2 separate regions of the Homo sapiens genome follow, and region 1 is linked to region 2. Evidence: chromatin contacts called from ENCODE Hi-C or POLR2A ChIA-PET data. All regions are on one chromosome and are shown on one strand. Each heading gives the region's core, a stretch centred on a gene start or an enhancer-like site at or near the end of the contact. The rest is flanking DNA. Distances are from core to core; before and after follow the strand shown. Region 1 overlaps TIAM2 (TIAM Rac1 associated GEF 2). Region 2 holds the start of TIAM2 (TIAM Rac1 associated GEF 2).

Region 1 (3,251 bases), core at 686-3,185, 160 kb after region 2:
CCGTACCTCCCCGCTCTCTGTCTGTGTGGAATGTAGGTTGGGAGTCCATGTGGAGGTGATGGGACAGATCAAAGAGCCTGAAGGAGACACGGTTATCCCAGAGTTTTCTTTGTACCATGTCTCATCCATGGTGCTGATTTTCCAGGATCCGGCAGCCACAGCCTGTCTATCCTGAGATGAGACTTGTGGATCCGAGTGTCTCAGAGTGTTCAGAGCACCCCAGTCAAAAATCTCATCCTGACCATAATCGTAGTCGAAGGGATGCCCAGCTTGGAGTTTTCAGGTCTTTGGGTAGGGTCAGATGTTTAGGGCTAGGGAGAGAAAAGGGACATTTGGCAACACTGAGAGGCTCCTGGCCTGTTGTGTGTGTGTGGTGGTGGTGGGTGGGGGTTTCTCTGTGGCCACAAGGAGTCTAAGCAGACATTTTTTTAAAAATTTAAATTTGCATTAAATGTAATTGTATTCCCTTGTCCATAGTTTGTAAATGTTTAATTGATGACATCATAGTTGGTGCTATTCTCTGATTAAGAGGGGAGGTTACTTGAACATAAACCCTTACATAAATCCAGGGGTCTGGATGGTCAGGTGGCCTGAAGAGAAACTGTTTTAAAGAATGAGGGTAATTATCACTTGTGGTCCATTATCCATTCTTTGACAGAATCATCACTTTAGTTATTTTAAGTGCACCTTTCTAATGCTACTAATTTTTCATTTTTGGTTCTCCCCTCCCCATAGCCCAGGCCCTAACCCCTTCCTGTGTCCTCCCCACACTCCCTTCTCCCCTACACCCTTCTCCCAACCCCTGCCGTACATGCACTCCCTTTCTCATGTTAGTCTTGTGAGTTTCTGGTAACAGACAATTGGGATTGATTTTAGAAATTCTTGTCCAGGCACGGTGACTCACACCTGTAATCCCAGTACTTTGGGAGGCTGAGGCTGGAGGTTCATTTGAGGCCAGGAGCTCAAGATCAGGTGGGGCAACACAGCAAGACCCTATTTCTGAAAAAGAAAAAAAAAAGAAATTCTACCTGGAAGTATTCTCCTCACCGTATTGCACTCTTTGAGGTTATGATTTAGTCACATGTTCCTGAAGGGCTTTGTAGTGTGTAGCCTGAGTTATGTTTGCTGTGCCCGCTGTCCTTGCATCCTTTGTCAGCAGGTTGTAAAGGAGCTGTTTACGCTTTTTTTTTTTTTTTTTTTTGACAGAGTCTTGCTCTGTCACCCAGGCTGGAGGGTAGTGGCGCAATCTCAGCTCACTGCAACCTCCACCTGCTGGATTCAAGCAATTCTCCTGCCTCAACCTCCCGAGTAGCTGGGATTACAGGCACCCACCACTACGCCCAGCTAATTTTTGTATTTTTAGTAGAGATGGGGTTTCACCATGTTGACCAGGCTGTTCTCAAACTCCTGACCTCAGGTGATCTGCCTGCCTCGACCTCCCAAACTGGTGGGATTACAGGCGTGAAACCACTATACCTGGCCAAGAGCTGTTTACTTTTTACCTTCAGACACAAAGACTGGGAAGCATTAAGCAGGAACAAGTACTTGCTTAAAATTGCTTTTATGAGATATTTGACAAAAAAATGTAATGTGAAGCCACAAAGGCAAAGGTATTTACAGATCAAGACCAATCAGGACAGGGTCTCCAAAATATTCCCTAAGCATTTAGCTTTCTCTAAACTTCCTTTTAAAAATATCTGTAAAAGAGCAGTGCTTTATCCACTTAGCATTTTAAAACCTCAATAAATATACATTTATTTATGTAGCTTCCTCCCCAGCGGTTTTCCCTGAAAACCTCAGATGTAGTCATTTCTAGCCTAAAAATAGAATGTGCAATGTAGGTGACATCATGCAACAGAAATTCTCTGGAACAGGTTTTCTTCGAAGTACGTGGGTGGAGAAGATCCTTTTTGAAATAAAAAGGCACTATCGCAGTTGTAACATACCGGCTGAGCTACATACGGTCAGTGGTGACATGCTCTGGCCGTGTCCTGGGCCTCTTGGGTGTTTCTGGGGCAGGATGATGCAGCTTTCATTTGAGCATGTCCAATGTGGACCAGATCACACCGCCATCCACACGCCAGATCGCCTTTGAAGTTCCCAGGGAGGAAGAGTTGTAAATTAAGTCCAGTTAGTACTTTATTTGCCTTTCTGCTTATTATTTCAAACAAGTAAACAAGGACAAAACCTCACCACCCTTAGGCAGTCTTGGCATTCTCCCAGATGGCATCCCCCATCCTGCCTCATTATGTGCGATTTCCAGGGTAGACAGGCCTGCTTCTGTGGTTAATTAGGCTGGGGAGGGAGGAGGTGGTTGGACTACCAGGGGTTGCTGTGGGGAAGGAGGAAGCACTTGCTGGTAGGGTTCAGACTGCTCTGGGTTTTATGAAATGTGGGCTTCAGTTTAAATATTTACTTAAATACAGTTTTAAAATCATAAAGAGGACGGATTGCGTTTGGACAATTGGCAACTGGTGAAGAGAACAATGAGAACAAGGCTTTGAGGAAAATACGAGGATACTGTGGTGTATTTCTGGATGTGTACAGGGGGAAGCAGTTTGAGGAACAAACCACTGGAGTGTAGCATATTTGTGAGGGGATTTGAGGGAGATAAAGTCAGATTGTGGAGGTGGTGGGTGAAGATGTGAACTTTATTCAATAGGCAATAGGGAGATGGTGAAAGTGTTATTTTTTATTTTTTATTTTTTAAGGCAGGCAATAGGGAGATGGTGAAAGTGTTATTTTTTATTTTTTAAGGCAGAGTCTTGCTGTGTTGCCCAGGCTGGAGTGCAGTGGCATGGTCTTGGCTCACTGCAACCTCTGCCTCCTGAGTTCAAGTGATTCTCGTCCCTCAGCCTCCCAGGCAGCTGCGATTACAGGCATGTGCCACTACGTCCTGGTAATTTTTGTATTTTAGTAGAGATGGGATTGGCCATGCTGGTCTCAAACTCCTGACCTCAACTGATCCGCCTGCCTCAGCCTCCCAAAGTGCTGGGATTACAGGTGTGAGCCAGTGTGCCCAGCTGGAAGTGTTTTTATTTTCTATTTTTTTGAAACGGAGTCTTTCTCTGTCGCCCAGGCTGGAATGCAGTGGTGTGATCTCGGCTCACTGTAGCCTCTGCCTCCAGGGTTCCAGTGATTCTCCTGCCTTAGCCTCCTGGGTAGCTGGGATTACAGGCGTACGCCACCACACCCGGCAAATTTTTGTATTTTTTGTAGAGACGGGGTTTTGCCATGTTGGCCAGGCTGGT
Region 2 (3,314 bases), core at 594-3,093:
GTGCATGCCTGTAGTCCCAGCTACTTGGGAGGCTGAGGCAGGATCACTTGAACCCGGGAGGTGGAGGTTGAGCGAGCTGAGATCGTGCCGCTGCACTCCAGCCTGGGCGACAGAGACAGACTCCATCTCAAAACAAAGCAAGCACCGCCCCCCCCCACCCCACCCACAAAACAGTAAATAAATGTCAAGGAAGAAAAGGTCTTTGGAGGTGATGCTTGAATTGAGCATGGAAGAGTGAGTGGAGTGGGAAGATATTTTCCTAGGCAGAGCCAAGTGCGCAAAGATGCAGACAAGACCAGGGGAGGGCCTACAGAGTGGGAGGGGCCAGTCACTACTAGTTCGGTGTGTACAGAGCCTGTGGTGGTTGAGGGTGGAGAGCAGGTCTGTCCGATCCCCGCAAAGCCTGGAGGCTTCCTTTTGATACTGGGTGTGTTGTGGGAAAGCTGATTTCATTTGTCTTTTTGACTCACAGTTCTCCACGGATCTCCCGTTACGGAGACTGGGTCGTATTCACGCACTGCACCTAACTGACCAGGGCCCTGGCTGCTGTGCTCTGAACTCCAGCACTGGGATTGTGCCCAACGCCACCCTTCCCACCTGGCCGCTCCCAGCCAAGGACTGGTGGCGGCATGGACACGAAGGCAGGCAGGTTCCGGGGAGAATCGGGATCCCCATGATGCGTAATTTTGGCTGAAGGGCTCACGGATGATCTTGCTGAGCTTTTCTTAGACTGCAGGGAGGCCGGGATGGGTGCTTCCCTCCCTCCTTCACTTGGGCTCTGATTTGCAGAAGGTCCGGCCCTCTCCAGCTCTCACGGCTCCCTCCTCATTTAGTTCCACGGCCATTTCCCCCAAGAAAACCCTCCGCATCTAGTCCTGAGTGGGCGCTGCTTCTCGTAGGACCCACCCTAACACATGGCCTGCATCTACCTTCCCTTCCCTCTCCTCTCCAGGGTGCAGCCTTTTTCAAGGCGAGGAGAGTGATTCCAGGCAGCTTTCATTCCTGGGTCTCCTTAGCTCCCTCGCCCTTCCCAGCATCTGGGCCCACTGGGCCACTCAGGCTTTTCTAATAAAAATCGCAGCTTTGGCCCAGTGCGGTGGCTCACGCCTGTAAGCCCAGCACTTTGGGAGGCCGAGGCGGGTGGATCACCTGAGGTCGGGAGTTCGAGACCAGCCTGACTAACATGATGAAACCCCCATCTCTACTAAAAATACAAAATTAGCCGGGCGTGGTGGCGCGTGCCTGTAGTCCCAGCTACTCGGGAGGCTGAGGCAGGAGAATCGCTTCAACCCAGGAGGCGGAGGTTGCGGTGAGCCGAGATCACGCCATTGCACTCCAGCCTGGGCAACAAGAGCGAAACTCAGTCTGAAAAAATAATAATAAAAATCGCAGCTTCTCCACCTGGAAAGTCCCAATTCGACTGGGTCTTGGAGTGCCGACTCGATTGCCATCTCCGCTGCGAAGCCATCTCCTCTCAGAAGGGGAAGGAGATGGAAAGTCTCTGCGGCCGCTGACCTCAGTTTTGCGTGCCTTTCCTCGGTGGGACCCGGGAAGAGCCGTCTTTAAATTCCTTGGGGAAGGGACGGGGTCGCACTGGCGCATCGCATCCCCGGTAGCGGGCAGAGCCCCCAGCTCACAGTGAGCGCGTGCTCGATGTTTCTTGAATTGTTTTATTTGTGTTGTTCCAAAGAAAGCGCGAGGGACATGGTCCGGGACCAGCCGGGAGCTGGCGCGGGGGTCCTGGGCCTGACGCTGGGCGGGGCTGGGGCGTGTCCGGGGCGGGGCGGGGCGGGAGGTGCGGTCGCGGCTCGGGCCTGGCAGGCGCTGCGCGCGGGGCTGGGGCAGCGGTAACCGTAACTGTGGCCGCGGCCGCCGCAGGCGCACAGCGCGCGTCCAAGTGGAGAACAAAGTGACCCCCAGAACTTCTCCAACTCCTCCCGGCGTTCCCGCGAGGGCCACGCGCCGAGGGTAGCGGAGGGCGGCGCGCGACCGGCCCCACCGAGCCCGGCGCGCGACCCGAGGTAAGGGGCGCCCGGGTGAGGGCGCAGGAGGGCGACGACCCGCGCTGGTTGGCGGCGGCTCCAGGTCCCCTGCGGGCGGGGCGGCGCGCGGCCGGCGGTCCCCTCCCTTCCCCTTTGTTGGCCGCCCCTCTCTGCCCCCGCTTTCCTGGGAGTCCCGCGGAAGGTCGCGGCTGCGGGGCGCGGCCTGGCACCCTCTCCCCGGAGGGCGGCAGCGTCCGGGCACAGCCTGGCACGGGGGACGAAGCACTTTCCAGAAGGCTCTGAAACTAGGTCCCCTGGTCCCCTCGCGCTGCGCGACACGCCAGGACCCACTTTCAGCCCCGGTCCCATCCCGGATGGGAGGAGGCGGCGCCCCGGCCTCCTGATACCGAGGTTCTCGCCCAAAGCCGAGCCGTGGGTGCCCGGAGGGGAGCGCCCGCTGCGCCCACGCCCGCCCGGCGACCTCGGAGCCTCAGAAAGGCGCTGCGGCGAAGCAGGATCCCAGGCGGTCGGCTCAGCGAGTGTAGACCGTGCGGTCCCTGCTCAGCCCCTCCGGCCTTTCCGAGCGCGGGAGCCATCCCGGACGGGCGCGGCTCCTGGGGGGGCTGAGGTGCCAAGTTTCTGTGAAAGCCGACACGTTGTGCCCCTAATGGATCCTATTTACCAAAAACAGTTCAGAAAGAAAAGAGTCCATTCTTCCAGCCATTCGTTGCTGACAGCCGCTGGAAAGGTCTGGGAGTAACATTGCACGAGGTATTTCTATCTTTAAGGAGCGGCGAAATTTAATATTGATGAGCTTGCATGCCGTTTTTTTAAAATAGACAAATAGGTTAACTTTATTTAAAGAGGGAGAAGGCTGCTTGATTCCAAAGATAATTTCATTCAGGGGGAGGTTTTCCTGCTTTTCTCTGCAGAATTCAGGCAAGAGGCCACTTGGTGACACTCCTCAGCCTCCTTGGGTAATGGTGAGACCTTTATTTACTATGCGATGAAGGGCCTGGGATTCTCTTCTCATGGTTATTCACACATTCTACCTTTTGCTCCCCAAATGATGCTGACCACCTTATTTTAACAGACAACACCGGCTATCTCCAGTTCTCTTTCCAATAGATTTAAGCCAGAGTGTCTCTAAAATCTTACCAAGTTTCGTACAGGTGCGGATCATATGCTATAAATGTTTCAGTCCTAGGCTCTGGATAAAAAAGTGTCCATGGTTTTATAATTTGGGCTTAACCAGTAGAACTTGTGTGTATACACTCTTAGAAGTATTTCCTGATGTGCTTAAGATTGTTATGTTTTAAAAATATAGTATCA

What was found. Hi-C counts contacts between places; a loop is a spot of excess contacts on that map. ChIA-PET counts read pairs that join two places held with the same protein, here RNA polymerase II (POLR2A). Pooled maps may share reads with other maps.
Region 1: a loop to region 2 is called in a pooled map, with 7 times the contacts of the local background. The contact joins the enhancer-like site here to the promoter of TIAM2 in region 2. A Hi-C loop is called at or near these places in 3 of 168 maps with a recorded cell type or tissue (IMR-90, adrenal gland and ascending aorta) and 9 of 50 pooled maps. POLR2A ChIA-PET finds 5 or more read pairs at or near these places in 3 of 52 experiments (Caco-2, WTC11 and activated T-cell).

What each region holds. Positions count from the first base shown.
Region 1 is chr6:155,152,441-155,155,691 of GRCh38, forward strand. The region is part of intron 7 of TIAM2 (TIAM Rac1 associated GEF 2); the gene reads left to right. Among named protein-coding and RNA genes, the nearest start is that of CLDN20, 110 kb to the right of the region's middle. Within about 2 kb of position 1,936, at least 7 of the 41 ENCODE cell types and tissues checked have a DNase peak (open chromatin) inside an H3K27ac peak, as active enhancers do.
Region 2 is chr6:154,993,472-154,996,785 of GRCh38, forward strand. It overlaps TIAM2 (TIAM Rac1 associated GEF 2), which reads left to right and starts at 1,844. Exons shown (of 27, transcript NM_012454.4): 1 at 1,844-2,021. RefSeq lists enhancers at 1,738-2,345, 2,346-2,951 and silencers at 1,792-1,931, 2,022-2,101.